Linked DNA regions of Homo sapiens: region 1 is linked to region 2. Evidence: chromatin loops called from intact Hi-C (ENCODE). Cell type or tissue: GM12878. All regions are shown on one strand. Each heading gives the region's core, and the rest is flanking DNA. Links, peaks and the distances in the headings are about the cores only. Region 1 holds the start of LOC105376140 (a long non-coding RNA gene). Region 2 holds the start of LOC101927823 (a long non-coding RNA gene).

The links. Peaks named below come from ENCODE experiments on the same cell type or tissue, not always from the same donor. Only the 100,000 strongest peaks of a DNase experiment are listed, where the experiment ranks them.
Region 1: a loop joins it to region 2, with 2.2 times the contacts of the local background. A loop is called at or near these places in 2 of 110 quality-filtered maps.

The regions. Positions count from the first base shown.
Region 1 is chr9:89,697,099-89,705,426 of GRCh38, reverse strand. LINC03062 (long intergenic non-protein coding RNA 3062) reads right to left here. Exons shown (of 6, transcript NR_024280.1): 4 at 7,228-7,394; 5 at 3,439-3,509. LOC105376140 (a long non-coding RNA gene) reads left to right here and starts at 961. Exons shown (of 3, transcript XR_001746827.2): 1 at 961-3,485; 2 at 4,015-4,110. RefSeq lists enhancers at 3,769-4,088, 2,905-4,104, 6,080-6,579, 6,580-7,081. In GM12878, for the core only: no CTCF peak of the experiment used is centred there; a DNase peak (open chromatin) is centred at 3,996; H3K4me3 peaks cover 2,223 bases; H3K27ac peaks cover 2,316 bases.
Region 2 is chr9:89,811,181-89,819,508 of GRCh38, reverse strand. It overlaps LOC101927823 (a long non-coding RNA gene), which reads right to left and starts at 1,666. Exons shown (of 2, transcript NR_188443.1): 1 at 1,585-1,666. RefSeq lists enhancers at 3,298-3,397, 3,448-3,557. In GM12878, for the core only: no CTCF peak of the experiment used is centred there; a DNase peak (open chromatin) is centred at 3,438; H3K27ac peaks cover 2,084 bases; H3K27me3 peaks cover 152 bases.

The DNA of each region.
Region 1 (8,328 bases), core at 180-8,179, 110 kb after region 2:
GTAGCACATGCCTGTAATCCCAGCTACTACAGAGGCTGAGGCAGGAGAATCGCTTGAACCTGGGAGGCGGAGGTTGCAGTGAGCCAAGATCGCGCCATTGCACTCCAGCCTGGGCAATAAGAGCGAAGCTCAGTCTCAAAAAAAAAAAAGAAAAAAAAGTAAAACCAAGCTGTGCCCCGACTACCTTGGGCACAAGTTCTCAGGATCTCCTGAGGGCCGTGTCACAGGCCACAGTCACTCATATTTGGCTCAGAATAAATCTCTTCAAATATTTTACAGAGTTGGACTCTTCCTCAACATCATTTTGCGCAAGTCTCTCTAGAGGTAACTAGGGGTCGAACTGCATTTGTTACGTTGATGGAGAATGCCAAATGACCTTTCTCAGTTGGTGCATCATTTTTAACTCCCATTTTAAATATTAGTGGGTAGTGACCAGTGTTTTTGTTTAAACTATTTATACTAAGCAATATATGGGAATGCCTATTTCCCTACACAAGTGTTACCACATTTTTAAAACATTTCTGAAACTTCTGCAAAGTTTGATTTTTTTCATTACTCTTTTTTTTTAAACTTTTTATTGAAGTATATCCTACATACTGAGGCATGCACAAAGTGAACCCATTCACGTAACATTCTTGATTCCTTCCAGACACTGTTTCTCCTAGTCACAGGGCAGGTGTGTGCTCAGCTTTAGTGGAAACTGCCAAACAGCCTCGAGGTTGGCTGCACCAGTGCGTACCCTCCACCAGCAGTGGATGGAGGTTGGCTGCTCCACACCCTCACCAACACTGGCTCTTGTAAGTTTTGGGATTTTTTTCACTTTGGCCAATTTTGTGGCTGTACATGAGGATATCACCTTGTGGTTTTCCCCGGTGACTAATGAAGCTGAACACCTCTTTTTGCTCGTGGACATTTGGATTTCCTTTTCTGGGCAGTGCCAATGCTTCACATTGATTTTTTTTTTGTCTTGTCCTATTGATTTGTAAGAGCTCTTTGTATATTTTGATTAAGAGTTCTTTGTCAGATTTATGTATTGCAAATATCTCCTTCCATTCTGAGGTTACCTTTTAAATCTTGTAATGTTATCCTCGGAGGAACAGAAATGCTTAATCTTAATAGAGTCCTACTTATCAACATTTCTCCTTTTTGAACCTTTTGTGTCCTGATTAAGAAATGTTTGCCTGCTCCAAGGTCATAAAAATATTCTATTTTTCAAAGTCTTGTTGTTTGTGCCTTTTGCATTTAGAACTGCAATTCATTCTGAGTTTGAAAGGAGGTGGGAGTCAGATGAACTATTTTCTATATGGATAGAAAATTTATTCCTCATTTATTGAGGGAAGAAAATGTTCCCTCTGTACTATAGTATCTTTTTTGCATAAATCAAGTATCCATACAAATAACCATACATAACTGTTCCTAGACCCTATATTTGGGAACTAAAAATAAAATTCTAAACCCCTTAATGACTGAACAAACCCCCTCTTGGCCAAGGAGACCCCAGAAACACCTTAAAAACTAAGTTCCATGATGGGACAGGTGGTCAGACATGTCTCATTAAACTCTCTTCCTTTTGGGGTTCTCTTTCTCTAGCAGCTAAACAAGCTCCAGCCTTGAGATAAGCAATATTAAAGCAATTACAACCCATCCAGCTCACCGAGGCTGAGTAACTGAACGCCTGTTCCACCAGCCACAACTACAGCACTGGCTCTGGCTGGTTTACAGAGGCTGTGCACTTGAATCCCTTCATGTCCTGAAAATACCTCTTGACGTATAGGGCCTGACTGTAATACATTTAAATGTTCAGTCTCCACCCCAAGGTAGACATAAGTTGTATGTTACATACATGTGGGTTCAGCACACATGCATCAGGACCACCTCATGAATACTCCTAGCTCCTCCTATAACCTGTTGAAGATGCATGTTTATCCAACCCATTTAGCACAAAGCTGCTGCCCTAATCTCTCCTTCAGAGTGCCTGTCTCTGGCTTTGGCCAAAGGCAAGCTTCCTGGTCTAAGGGATGGCCACGTTGATGGCTGTAACCATCAAGTCTCCTTTTCCAAACTTATAGATTGTGTGATTTTTAAGTTAGCAATGTCTTTTTTTACACTGATCTGTCCATTCGTGTGCAAACATCACACCGTCTTAATTCCTCTAGCTTTCTAACAGATCTTTCCTTCGGACAGAGTGAGTAGTCCAGTTTTATTCTTCTTCCACAAAGAATTTGGGCCTTCGGATTTCCTACATTAACAAAAAACCCTGCTCTTAGCTGGGAGTGGTGGCAGGTGCCTGTGATCCCAGCTACTCAGGAGGCTGAGGCAGGATAATTGCTTGAATCCGGGAGGTGGAGGTTGCAGTGAGCTGAGAGATCGCGACACTGTACTCCAGCCTGGGCCACAGAATGAAACTCTGTCTCAAAAAATAAAAATAAAATTTTAAAAAACCCTGCTCTTTAAAAATTTCAATATAGCTCTTACATATTTCATGTGCTTAAAACTGTTTGTATTCCCTTGTCTGAAAACTTTTATTAATATATTTTAATCCTTTTGAACTATTGGTCTTTTTGTTATTGATTTATAGGAGTTCTTCATAAATTAGGAAAATTAGCTCCTTGTCTACGATATGAGTTGTAAATATTTTCCCACATTTCCATTTGTCTTTAGACTTGGAAATGCGTTGCCCACATTATTTTATTTTTATGTGTGTCAATCTTTTCCAGGTTTTTGTGTCTTTCTTAGAAAGGCCTTCCTCACTCCAAGGTTGTCATTACAACTGTTTAGAAACATGCATTTGTACTGAGAAGAGAGCAGCTGTTTTGCCAGGATGATGGAATGTGGGAAGATCCCTTCTGTTACGTATTTCCTCTAGTATTGCTATCACATATGGGGATACTATTTTAAAATAAATGCCATGGCCAAAGCATGGTGTTGGTGCTTCTGAAATGTTCTAGAACCATGTTACTAGCTATGACACGGACCCCTCCATGCCTTGATGATGACTAGGCCTAAAGACCCTTCACCTACACAGGCCACTCATGGTATTGAGAGGTGCCTTAGCAACAGATAATCATTATTATACCTTTTCTTAAATTTGACAAAGTAAGGGATTTGAACTGCAGTGGGTTCAGTCTGCCAGCAGTTCACATTCTAACCCCTCCTAGAGGTGGGGGTGGGGGGGAATGTAAATTGTGTTGTAATTCTGTGTTCTTTCTCATAGCAGGCACTCCAGCATCAGTCCCATAAAACCTGGACTTACTACAGTATCTACCTAGGAAGCACCAAATAGCATCTTGCACTGATACCACGCTCTTAGAAGAGTCCAGCTGCTGGACGCAACCTGCAGAGGGACCGTAGAGAAGATAAGGCTGGAGTGGGAAAGGAAGAAGAGGGAGTGAGGGTTTGGAACGGGATGGTGCTGGAGGCAATTAGGTAATAACTTACCTGAGGACAACTTGAACCCAGAGCACTGTCTTTCAGAAGTCTACCAGGTCAGCCCAAATCCAAAATGACTCCTGTAGCAGGCAGCACAATCAGAGAATGGAAATTAGCAGAAAATGGGGCCAATTCTGTCTCAACACCTGGATCAATTTGATCTGAGTGGTCAATCTGGGGAGAAGCCCTTACTGGCCTCCACTGCCTGGGGGGCAAGCTGGACTTCCAAACTGGCTCATGCAGATGGAGGTGTCCTCAGCCACAGGGCATCAGCAGCCAGGCCTGGATGCCCCCATACGGAGCAGCCCTGAGCTCACCCACGCCAGGCACTGGGGACTCAGACTGCCCTGGGGACTGCAGAGTCAAGCTCCCCTATCCACCCCCAGCCCCACATGGTCCCTCACAGGCCGTCAGGGACTCTCCCAACCTTTGTGTAGCAACGTTATCAGGGGTTTTCCAAGAAAGGCTCCTTCAGCCTTGCCTGGGGAAATTACAGAGCGGTGGGTGGGAGGTGGAGGGGGGGCCACCGCCAAACAGTTTTGCGTGTTCTGCTACAAGCGTCTCACCGCTTCCTGCTTTTCTCAGCATTACAGAAAACGCCTCTCTAATTTTGGCCGTGGCTCCAACAGTAACTCAGAAAGAAGGCAAGACACTGGACAAGTAGCTGCAGCGCTCTTAGAGGTGTGCACGCCATTTACAAATTTCTATTTAAAAAGAATTTGCATGTGAATGAGGTTCAGGACAGACACAAATCGACCTTAAAATATTTGAGGGCCACTAGCTCAGGGCTCCAAGCCACCAGGCTGATAGAAATACTCAGCCCCCTCCATCCCTGGAGGTTCCTAATGAAACTCAAGAATTCTAGGTCTTTCTTGCTCCTTTTCAAGTGATGTGAAAAGCCTCACAACATTGGAGAGAGTCCCTAAGGCTAGCAAATGTGAATGTCAGTGTAAACTGCAGGTGTTAAGTTTATCTTAGTTTATCTTGTATCATCTGCAAGCCTGGTTTCTAAAGGTCACTTCTCTGACAAAGGAGGTGAGTCTTTGTTTTCTAACCAGAGACATTCAATGAATTCTTTTTTAAGTTTTCTTGCCCATTTAACATGCAAATGCTACAGAATAATTGTGCCACATTGTAAATTGTGATGTAGGGGCAAGAAGCAGGGATTATTTCTGGATCAAGGGATTGTTGCAGTCTCACTAAGAGGTGCCACATGGATCAACACACACCCCCATCCCTGTATTTTGTTTATTTTATTTTATTTTATTTTATTATTTTTAAATTTAATTTTATATTTTTGAGACAGGGTCTTGTTCTGTCACCCAGGCTGAAGTGCAGTGCTATGATTTCGGCTCACTGCGACCTCCACCTCCCAGGTGCAAGTGATTCTCGTGTCCCAGCCTCCCAAGTAGCTGGGATTACAGGCACGTGCTACCACACCTGGTTAGTTTTTGTGTTTTTAGTAGAGATGAGGTTTCACCATGTTGCCCAGGCTGGTCTCGAATGCCTGAGCTCAAGCTATCCTCCGGCCTCGGCCTCCCAAAGTGCTGGGATTACAGGCATGAGCCATTGTGCCCGGCCCCTGTATTTTGTTTCTTTAAGAGACAAGAAAGAGCTAGAGGTGGACACTCAGACCTTACATGGCAATTCTCCTGGCCTCACGTGTGCAAATCACCAGACAGAACTCTCTGGAGAGGGATGTGGGCGCACCAGGGCCCTTCCAGCTAATAAAGAAAGCCAAAAATAAGACACGTGAACAAACACACTAGAGAAAACAGTGCAATGTGAAGACACCTCAGCTGCAACTGAAGAAGGTAATGTATGTCCATGGGAGGACAGAGAAGGGCAGCAGCTGAACGTCCCCTGGAAAGGTCTGTGGAGTAGGTGAGGCTGGAGTGGGATTGGGAGAAAGGGAGTGAGGGTTGAAGGTTTGGAAATGGTCAGCCCTGGAGGGAATTGGGTAGCAAGACGAACTGAACCCAAAGCATTGAATGTGCCAGAGAAAGAGGAAGACTGAGTGAATTCAAATCAGGCAAAGTGAGCACATCAAAGCGAAAAGAGGTGACTCTGAACACAGCTCGAGTCCCAGGGTCACCGTCCTACTGGGACTGGATTGTCACTGAGAGAGGAGAGAAAGTGTGGACTTGGGACTATGACCCTTGGCTTCCATCAGGAGTGAGCATTTGAAGCAATCGATGCCTCTAATGGAGATGGTAGCCACGAAGTTGGTGACATGTTCTGCGTCAGACTAGGAGAGCCTGGCGGGCAGGCCTGAGAAATTCAAGCTGGTAAGTCACCAGGCAGACGTTCTAAGAATCCAGGGCCTGTCGCTGGAACGAATTGGAAATCTCTCACGAGACCCACATGCAAAGGTTGACCTCCTCTTTTACCAAACTGGAAAATGTGCCTTGCTCCTATAAATGCTTTAGCGGGAGACATCACTGACCTTTTTCATTCAGCCAATCAAGAGTTCATGTACACAGGGACATTTTTGCCAAGCACTGCTGAAGCCACACATACATATGGCCCCTAACAGTACAGAGTTTGTCATTAAGAGATGAAAATCAGTGCCAACGGAAGTTAGAAAACAAGGAGAGACTTTCCCTACTCAAATTTACATCCAGGATTACAAAGTTGGCTTTTGTCTCTATCAAGAGGAGCATCCATGGAGACTAGAACCCTGCTATTCAAAGTGTGGCTTGTAAACCAACAACCTCTCCCAGGAGCTGGGTAGCAAGCCAAACCCTCAGACCCCACCCCAGACCTGCTGTGTCAGAGTCCTCATTCTTGCCAGCTCCCCAAAAGACTATAGCATCCCCATTTAATCCTAAACATAATCGACCCTGAGCGATATCCAAGCTCCCCCTGCCTGGGAAGAGAGCAGGAATCAAATAGGGGGTTTTAATCCCGGTCTATACCCCTCCTGAGTCCCTGATAGCGTGGCACGAGCAGCCCAGCCTTGCCCGTCCCCAGGAGCCTCCACAGAGCCTCTGAGCTGGGCAGCCACTGACCAAGGCTGTGTCCATCAACTGTCCCAGGGTTCTTCCCAACAATGGGCTCAGTTAAAAACCCTGAAGTCAAGGGAGCTGCCCTGGGCTGAGGTCCTTGGACTGCCATGGGCTCTCTGCCCATACCCGCTCACTGTCCCTCTCCTCACTGTGGAGGCCAGCAGCTGCCCAGGCCCACCCGCGTCTGAGTCGGCCATGGGCTTGGATGGGACTGGGGTCACTTGCTGCAGCTCAGCACTCTAGTTCTGCCTTTGGCGTGGGGAAGTAAAGCAGTTACTAATGTAAAATGATGGCTCATCTGGGCTGTGAAGGGCAGGTGGTCGCAGGCAGCTGTGTGAGTTACCCTTGTGTATGCAGTGCCATTGCTGCCTATGTTCCGGACACAGAGGAGAGAAGGAGCTCATCAGTCATTCCATGGTGACCCAGTCCCCTGTGATAGGAATCCCACAGCAGCAGGCACAGCTAACGCCCCACCCTCAGGGTGCAGAACACTGCTCCTGATGCCCTGTGGAATTTGACAAAGGCACCTTAAAATAAAATGTGTCATCTCAAAAGAATTTTCTCCCAAATTTGGGACCATAGGCCCTGGCTCTCAATCTCCAAAGAGTCTGAAGATTCAGACTAGCCTCTTTGATTTTCTTCCCTTTTTGAAACAATAGAATCCAGATTGGCATAACCCCTTAAACCAGCCACGATTTTTGATCAGAGTTTTAAAATACACTCAATTATTCTAAAAAGTACCAAACATAAAAATTTTTCAGTCTTCAAAGTCCAGTTAAACTTCACTCACCTGACTCTTTAGAATGTGAGCCATCAGTGTGCATGGCAGGGTGAGAATCTTTTACAGCTTCTCCTGCCTACATTCTGGAAATGCAGCTATGCTAAGCAAACACTGCAATGGGCCTCTGCATGGGCATGGACTCAGGTCCTGAATGCTGCAATCCGTGAAGATCTGTGCTGTAAGCAGGGAGAGACCATGACAAGCTTGATTAGGGTGGGTCTGTGGGTACCAAGTTCTTCCTTTATAGTCTCCCCGAAGTCACCACTCCTGCAAATGAGTTCAGGGATACCTGGGAGCTGCGTCCACACCAAATAATCCCAACAAGACTGCTAGTCCTCCCACAACAGAAACATTTCTCAGAACATATGGGTCAGTATGCACAGTAGCCACTGTTTATCAGATGCTTAGAGCAGGTCAGTCATTGTTCCGGACTGTCATTGACAGAAGTCGTTTTCAAAGCACCACCCAGGAACATGTAAAAATGCAAATTCCAGGCCCCATCCCAGACCTGCTGAATCAGGATCTCCTGGGTTGAGACCCAGCAATCTGAGTTTTAAGAAACCTCTGAATGGTTGTGGTTCTTGCTAAAGTTTAAAGACCACCAGCCTTCATCATCCCATTTCTGTGATTCAAGGGTGATTTATTGCAGAGCACAGAAAAGCGGGAGATCCGAAAAGTCAAAAAGCTCAGTGCAACGGTATGAGTCAGGGCTCTCCAGAGGAAAATAGCCAGCAAAGTGTGTATAGAGAGAGAAAGTCTAGGGGACTTTGCTCACATGAATACAGAGACTGGCAAGTTCCAAACTCTGGATGGTGGGCCACAGGCTGGAGCCCCAGGAGAGCTGACACTGCAGGCATCTGAAGGCTGTCTGCTGATGGTGCAGAGAAGTCCAAAGGCAACTCTCTCCTCCCAGGCAAGATCAGCCTTTTGCTCTATTCAGGTCTTCAATGAACTGATGAGGCCCACCCATATTAGGGAGGACAATCTGCTTTCCTCACAGTTCATTGATTTAAAGTTAGCTTCACAGAAACACCCAGGAGAATGTTTGACCAAATATCTTGGCACCCCATGACCCAGCCAAGTTGGCACATACAATCCACCATCACACAG
Region 2 (8,328 bases), core at 250-8,249:
GTGAAATGAGGAACTCAGAACTCGATAACAAGAAAAACAAACAGCTCCACACAAAATATGGTCAAAATTCCATAAAGCACAGTATGGGAATGGAAGGGGTTCAATAGCTTTACAGTGGAATAAGCTGACAAACACTCTCTCACCAGGAGATGAAGGTCAACATCAGCAGAGATAAGTCGTGTTGATAGTATGTGACCTTGATGTTATGTGATGAGAATGGCACTTTATCTCTGTGGTCTCCTCCCCAAAACCCGTAACCTCTAGTCTATTTGATACAACCCTCCATCAGAGTTGGGCAGGCATCTGGAAGCTTCAGAGGGAGAAGGAAGTGACACCTACAGATGGCTGTAGGTCTTTTAAAACTCCACCAAAGACAAGAAGAAAATATACTTGAAAAATACATCGGTCGGGCATGGTGGCTCATGCCTGTAATCCCAGCACTTTAGGAGGCTGAGGTGGGTGGATCACCTGAGGTCAGGAGTTCAAGACCAGCTTGGCCAACCTGGTGAAACTCCGTCTCTACTAAAAGTACAAAAATTAGCCAGGCGTGGTAGTGGGTGCCTGTAATCTCATCTACTCGAGAGGCTGGCAGGCAGAGGTTGCAGTGAGCTGAGATCTCACCACTCCACTCCAGCTTGGGTGACAAAAGTGAGACCCAGGAAAGAAAAGAAAGAAGAAAGAAAGAAAGAGAGAGAGGGAGGGAAGGAAGGAAGGAAGGAAGGAAGGAAGGAAGGAAGGAAGGAAGGAAGGAAGGAAGGAAGGAAAGAAAGAAAGAAGGAAGGAAGAAAGAAAGATACATCAAGAAGGGGTTAGCTGAAACATAAAATATTTTTCACCATCACCGCAGCTTACAAGATTCTCATGGCCGGGTGCAGTGGCTCACGCCTGTAATCCAAGCACTTTGGGAGGCCGAGGAGGGCGGATCATGAGGTCAGGAGATTGAGACCATCCTGGCTAACTCAGTGAAACCCCATCTCTACTAAAAATAAAAAAAATTAAAAAATTAGCCGGGCGTGGTGGCAGGCGCCTACAGTCCCAGCTACTCGGGAGGCTGAGGCAGGAGAATCGCTTGAACCTGGGAGGCAGAGGTTGCAGTGAGGGGAGATCATGCCACTGCACTCCAGCCTGGGCAAGAGAGCGAGACTCCGTCTCAAAAACAAACAAACAAACAAAAAATAGATTCTCATCACATAACGTGAAGACTTATCTCTCTTGATGTTGACTGTCCGCCATGACTTATCTCTGTTGATGTTGACCTTCATCTTCTGGGTGAGGAAGTTGGTTAACCTATGAAATTTACTAAAGCATAGTCTCCCAATTTGATCAATCCTATCTAAGAGCAGAAGAGAAGAGCAGCAGTCTTCTTAGAGTCCCATCTATGTCTAAATCCCATGGCAGTCTAAACATATGAAAACCAGGAAAGGCCTTCTAGGAGGCGTGGCCAGGTGTTCCTGGAGGTTGAAAAGGGCTGTGGATTTGCAGGTCCATCTTCATCTGAAGGGTTGCTAGAGAATCTATATTTTGGAGAAATTGTAAAAACTAAGTTCTAGAGATATAGTGAAAAAAAATTAGAAATTCAACTACCAGCTCTATGCAAGACATTTCAGGCTTTTCCACTATTAGTCTTGATTTCTTCTTGTGATTCAAAACCACATTTCTGATGTCTGCAGGCAGCCGACACTGGGACGGCCCACCCTCGTCTCAGGCACGTGTTCCACCCTGGCCTCAAAGTTGGCTCCAGGCCCACCGGCCAGCCACCCCTCCCCTGTGTCATCCCTCTAGGTTCTTGCTCAGGAAAAGCCTGTTATCTCTAAAGCCAGTTCCTCCTCCTTCCTTCTGTTTCCACATTAAGCTCTGGCCTTGATTTCTTTGGAAGGTATTCCCAGATCACCCTCCCTCTGCATTCCCAAGCATCATCAAGGCCACCCCTGCCAGACTGCATGCTTTTAAAGCCTTGCTCTGATAAGCCCCCAATGCTCCTGGCAGACCCCACCTCCTGTGTGCCTGCCATGTCGCTTTCAGGGACCTCTGCTGTGTGCCACCATCAAGTCGAGCATTACGTACGCACAAACCCAGTGTCCACTCTGAATGGCGTCTCCCCAGACTCCCCTCCCGGGCACCCTGTCCAGAAAGCCTGGCATCCTGATTGCTGCCACCTCTGCCCACAGCACGTTTTGGCCCACGTGACTGCTTGCTGATGATGATCCTCCTGTCTGCTCTGTTTTTCCTCCTCCCTGCTCCCCTTATTTAAGCTTCCTAGCCTGCAGGGCCCAGCTTGGATTTCAGCCTAGGCATCTTCCCATTCCTGGAAGCCTAACACAGTTTCACCCAAGCTCAGAATTTGGTAGTAGGGGCCTTTAAATGCCATTCTTTTGACATAAGGTTGTGCTTACATTTCATGATGGACAAGGAAGGGAGATATTTTTATTACCCTGTTTTACAGGAGAGGAAACTGAGGGTCAGAGTGGTTCAGTGACTTGCTCAAGGGGCACCTCAGAAGCTGTGGATTAAGTATTCCAACCCCGATCTCTGAGCTTGTATGCTCATAACTTTTCATCAACCTAGTGTTTGTGCCTACAGTTCCCTGGGGGTCGTAGTAGAAGAAAGAAGCTGGAAGGGAGGCAGGCCACCCTTTGCGCCACGCTCCCAACCTTGCCTGTCTGTTTAATGTTGGCCTTTCATGATGTTGTTTGAACAGAGACAAGCTTAAAAGCTATGGCTGTGGGCCCTGCTACTGAATGATGTGGGGGTCGGGACCACATCTCTCTCCTAATCTCAAAGTGCAAAGCACTGCCCAGAGCACAAAGTGGGTACCACGTACCTGCTCATAGGGTTGTCATTTAAGCTGAAAATTGGGCAGAGAAAGGATGACATTCTCAGGAACTCACACCTAAAAACCTCGTCAGTGATATGTAGTGGTTTTCAACATGCCCCGAACTCCCTGGCTCTCACTCATGAGAGGTGCAGTCTATCTCCCTGCTGCTCCTTGCATCTGGGCTCCATGACTTGTCTACAAATAGAACATGGTGAGGGCGGGGCACCATGCCAATTTCTGAGCAGGTCCAGACTTTAGGAAAGAACAGCTTCCACATCCTGTCTCCTAGATGTGCTCTTGGAGCCCAGTTTCATGCTGAGGGGAAGCCACAGCTCCCACCAATCCCACCACAGAGAGCAGCAGCTTGCTCGCACCATCCTGGAAGTGGATCTGCCCATCCCGTCTAGTGGACACAGCAGGCAAGGGGCTAGCAGGGAGAGCTGTTCAGGCTGAGTCCTGCCCAAGCTGCAGATTCCTGGGCAAAATAACTGATTAATATTGTTTTAAGCCACTAAAGTTTGGGGTGGTTTGTCACATGGCCATAGATCATCAGAGCAGATGTCACTGGCAACAGAACAGAGAAGTGAGAGGAAAGAAAGGCCGGGGAATTTCCAGCTGTGTCGCTCAGCTCGGCTGCCAGACTCATCACCAGGGACTGGGTGGCTTCGACGGCAGGCAGTCACTTCTCACAGTGCAGGAGGCCGGGGGGCCAGGGTGGGTACCAGCAGATCTGGTGTGTGGTGGGGAGTGGCTTCCTAGCTTGGAGACGGCCATCTCCTCCCAATGCCCCTCTGTACCTGTCTATGACCAAATCTCCCCTTCTTACAGGCAGTCCAGCCAGATTGGCTTACAGCCCACTCTAACAGTCTTGTTTTAACTCAGTTACCTCTGCTAAGACCCTATGTCCAAATAGGGTCACATCCTGAGGTGCTGGAGGTTAGGACTTCAGCAGATCCTTTCTGAGAGGGCACTGTTCGGCCTGTACCACTGGGATGGATGAGGAGTGAGAGCAGCTTTTAGCACTCTCATATGAACGCATAAATAGAGCGCCTCCTAATGTGGCAGGTGCCCCTCTAGGGAGGAGATTTACGAGCTCAGCTTGGCTTGTTTTCTAGAGCCACCTCTCTGAGGGCAGAACCTGCAGCTCACACAGGCCTGGGATCTCCATGGACACGAAGGTGCCCAAGACTGTGACCTCCCTGAGAAGAAACAGGCCCTGCCACTTACCCTGTTGGCATTCTGACATCACAAGACAGCTGACCATTTTATTGAGCACTTAATACACAGTACCTGCTGCAGTGGCTTTACATAGATGCCTGTGTAATCCTTGCAGCAACACTGGACAGAGGGATGAGATTTGATGCCCGTTCTGCCAGCAGGGAGACAGGCACAGTAGGATCCTCTGGCTAATGAGGGACAGGGCCAGGCTGCAAGCCCAGAGGCAGTACAGCTTAGAGACCCTGCCCTTAGCAGCCACACGGTGCTGCCCATGGGGCCTGAGAATGTGCATTTCTAACAATGCTGATATTCCTGATCCAGGGACCCCAGTTAGAACCAGTTGTAACCCCCCATTAAAGTCTCCTTTCTCCATTCTCTCACGTTCAGGACGTTGTTCTTAAATGTCACAACAAGGAAAGCAGGGAAAGCGGACTTTAGGTAAGTCAGCCTCTCTCCAACGCAGTGCTCCCAGGCCATGTCTCCTGGTGGCCGGATGGATGGCTTCCGTGGACACAGGAGCACTCATAGTGAATAATGGCCCCGGCAGAGCAGCGGCTTCCTGAGACTGATGATCTCATCAGCCCAGACATGAAGGGCTGCCCCAGCTTTCCAGGAACTGCTCTTTTCTGCTCACATAAAAATAGCCATTTCTCATAAACTATTTAGTGGGGCTCGGATCACATCAGGAACCATTAGTGAAATGGGAGCTTTGTTGTTGGTTAGAGGAAGTAGATGGAAGGGAAGAATCAAAGCCAAAGTCACATTTCCCTCATTATATTTCAGGGAAAGGAGACATATTAGCTCTTGATCAGCCAGTGTGAACTAAGAGCCCAGCTGGGAGCAGAGAGGATGAGCTGAGTGCAGGGCTGTCTTCTGCCCCTAGCTGGCTGGCACCAGGCTGCAGGCGGGGACTGGAGTGCACAGTACTCCATTCCCCATCACCCCATCAGGCTGAGACCAGCCTGTTCTCTGCCTTCCCTCTGAAATTCTACATTGCAAGCAGGTGATTCTCTGCTCAGTTTAGTCTGGCTGTGGTATCGCCAGAACACCAGTGAGTTTCCCATTTCTACATCCTGTCCTACACGGTGTTCTAAAAGCACTCTGAAAAAAAAAAAAAAAAAAAAAAAAAAAAAGCCTGATCCTCAGCATCGGATTTGCAAGGGGAGCTCCCTAGAAGCTCTAGGACTTACAGCATTGTGTGCTTGCAAATTTGGAAGGTTTTTTAGAAATTAAATGTGGACACATAAATTGCATCAACAGGCTGTGTGTGTGTGCATGCACACACCTCTTACGTGGCTTCTTTTGAAAGGGTTTTCAAGCATTCTTTCCAAATGTTAATGCTGCTATGTCCACTACGCCCAGGCCCCAGCATTCAGGTTTAAAAAATGGATTTCCACTGTTTTATTTGCTTATTTAGACAGGCTTTTTTGTTTCACACTCACACTATGCATGAGCGCCTCTTAAATATAAAAATTTAGTCCACCTCAATCTTTCCCTTTTTTTTTTTCAGGCCCCCAGGAAACAATGTTGCTGAGATCATCCAGGACTCAAATCAGGTAAGGGGTAAAAGGACTCTCAACTCTCCATCTAAAATACATCTAAACTTCATTAGGTGATAATATTTGAGGCTTCTTCCAAGAACTTCAAGCTAATCTTAGGTGTCATCAGAGAATGTGGACATCTTTGCTGAGATGTGAAATGTATGCAAGCCCTTAAACCCACAGTGGTTCCTGCCACATGGTACCACGCTGTTCACTAAGTCTGCGGCAGCCTCCCCTGTAAAGCTGGTGCCTGCTATCAGGTGCTGTGGCAGTTCAAGGAGAGGACCAGCCCTTGTGCACCATCACATCCTGATGCATTAACGCAGGTGGTAGTTCTGCCTTTTGATCTCAAGTCCAAGCAGGAAGGAGGCGTGAGGGCCATGCCTCTCAATGGCGGAGAATACTGAGTGTATTCTTTAGGGTCCACCAGAGAAACAGAACCAGTGGGTGTGTAAACACAGGGAAAGAAGAGCTGGGTCACATGAGTAGGAAGGCTGACACTTCCCCAGATCTGCTGTTTTCAAGGTGGAAATCCCTTCAAACTTCCAGACTGAAGTCTGGCAAGCTTGAGACTCAAGAAATTGATGTTCAGTTTGAGTCCGAAGACAGGGGAAGATCCACGTCTCAGATCATGCAGTCAGGTGGATATTCCCTCTTACTCAGCCATTTTGCTCTCTTTAGGATCTCTGTGAGCTGGATGAGGTCTCGTCCTTGGGGAGGCCCCCTGCTTTACTAAGTCCACCAATTCAAATGCCAGTGTCATCCAGAAACACCCTACGCACATGCCCAGAATAATGTTTGGCTAAATATCTGGGTACCCTGTGGCCCAGCCAAGTTGAAACACGAAATTAACCATCATACAAGGTATGTGAGAGGTCACGGGATGCCCCCAGATGCAATGCCCTGGGCAGGGCTGGGGGGTTCACTGGGCGTCTGAGTGGCAGCAGGATCTACAGGTGGTATACACTCTGCTAAGGGAGCAGCTTCACCTGTCAAAGCTCCTGGCCCCAGGCAGTTCCCAGGAGCTGCAGCCATACCGCCATGGTCACCTTACCCCGGCACAGCCACGTGCATTCAAACTTTCCAGACCATTCCCTCAAGACTGCCCTGGAGCTTGTGTGACCAGGTACTGCTCTGAGCTGTGTTTCCACCTGATGTAGCTGTGGTTCAAGGCAGTGTTGGCTCGTGGGGCTCAGCCACACCTTGGAGGTCAGAGGTCAGCTCCACCAGCCACCTGGCCACCTGCCATCCACATGCCAGGGTAGTTGTACCCCCGTAACCCACACGCTCAGCAGCCACTTCTCCAAATGTGCCAGTCTTAATGGAACACAAAACACTGATGGCCTGGATTGGGCTTGGGAGACTTCTCTGTGACTCTGCATAAATGTATTCCAGCCTCTTACAAGATTTGGAAGGCTTGAGGTTCAAAACATTTTCTCCCTAGTTCTTTCTCAGCACTAACTTTTCAGGGCCCTTCCCTACATTTCACCTGGACCCTGAGGAAGTCAGCACCCCAGGCCAAGTGAGGCTTCAACCTCCTGTCCAGTTGTGGAGCAGAATGTACCCCACAAAAGGGACATCCGTATCTGGAAGGTTCCGTGGCTTCCCCGGGCTTGAGAAGCTTCATCTCCAGTGGAGATGGTTGAGAGAGGTAGTGAGGGGCTTCTTTCAGGCTTTGTGTGCAGAGAAAGCCTCTCATCCACCAAGATGAACGTTCAGACGGGTTACACCATCTGCAGCAAGCCTGTTGCAAGAAAGCATCCGTCTGGCTCCTGCAGCGCACATAGCAGTCTGCATAGTGAGCCTGGGTGCAGGTGGGCATGGGGGCTGCGGTGCTGAGCCCAGCCTCCATTCCCCCCTACAGCTGGGCTCCTGGAGGTGGGGGCACCGTCCTCCCGCACAGCAGAGTCACAGGATGTGTGTTTGATTTCTACCCCCTGTTATCTGAAGGGTTTTATGTCTACTTTCTCTGTGGGTGTTTCTTCTCAGCATTAGAGACAAAAAGCAAAAGTAGCCACACCTCATGGCTGGAAAGAGACAGAGATTGTCAAGCCTGGCCCAGGGCTCCCCACCTGGGACTCCACAGGTTCCCCATCCCCGGCCCTCCTCCCCACCCCACCATCTCTTCTTCATTCTACCTTCTCCACCCCCATCCCCTCCTCCTCCCCACCCCAGCTCACCTCCCCTACCTCCCCCTCTCTTTGCTCCCAGCCCTCCTCCCTGGCCCCAATTCCCCTATCCCACCCTGCACCTGGAGAGGAAGGTGGCTCTGTGCCCACACCTCATACCTGGGGAGGGGATCCCTGGCTGTTGCCAGGCCAGCCTTGCCCGCACTCTGGAAAGGGGCAATCCAGCATGTTCTCTGCAGCTGCCTGGACATATCTGCTATCTGTGGTCCATTACCCTGGTGACAGGGCCACCCAGCTTCTGCAGTGACGGCCCCTGACTACCCTCCCACATGAAGCCCTCTTCCCCTGCCAGGGCTGCAGCTCCCTCGAAGCCTAGAACTGTCCATCCCCATGTCTGTACTTCCAGCCCCCAGACCTGAAACCAACCTTGAAGTTCCTCCCCTGCTCAGCTCCTCCTCACTGCTGGCCACCATCCCAGGGGCACCAGCCACTTTCTTGAGGCCAAACCCCTGTGCTGCCACCCCTAACTTCACCTTTTGCTGCTGAGAGGTGCCTCCCCAAAAAAAGGAATGGTCAGGCTCCAGGACAAATTTCCTGGAAGATGGACAAACAAGGGCTCTTTGAA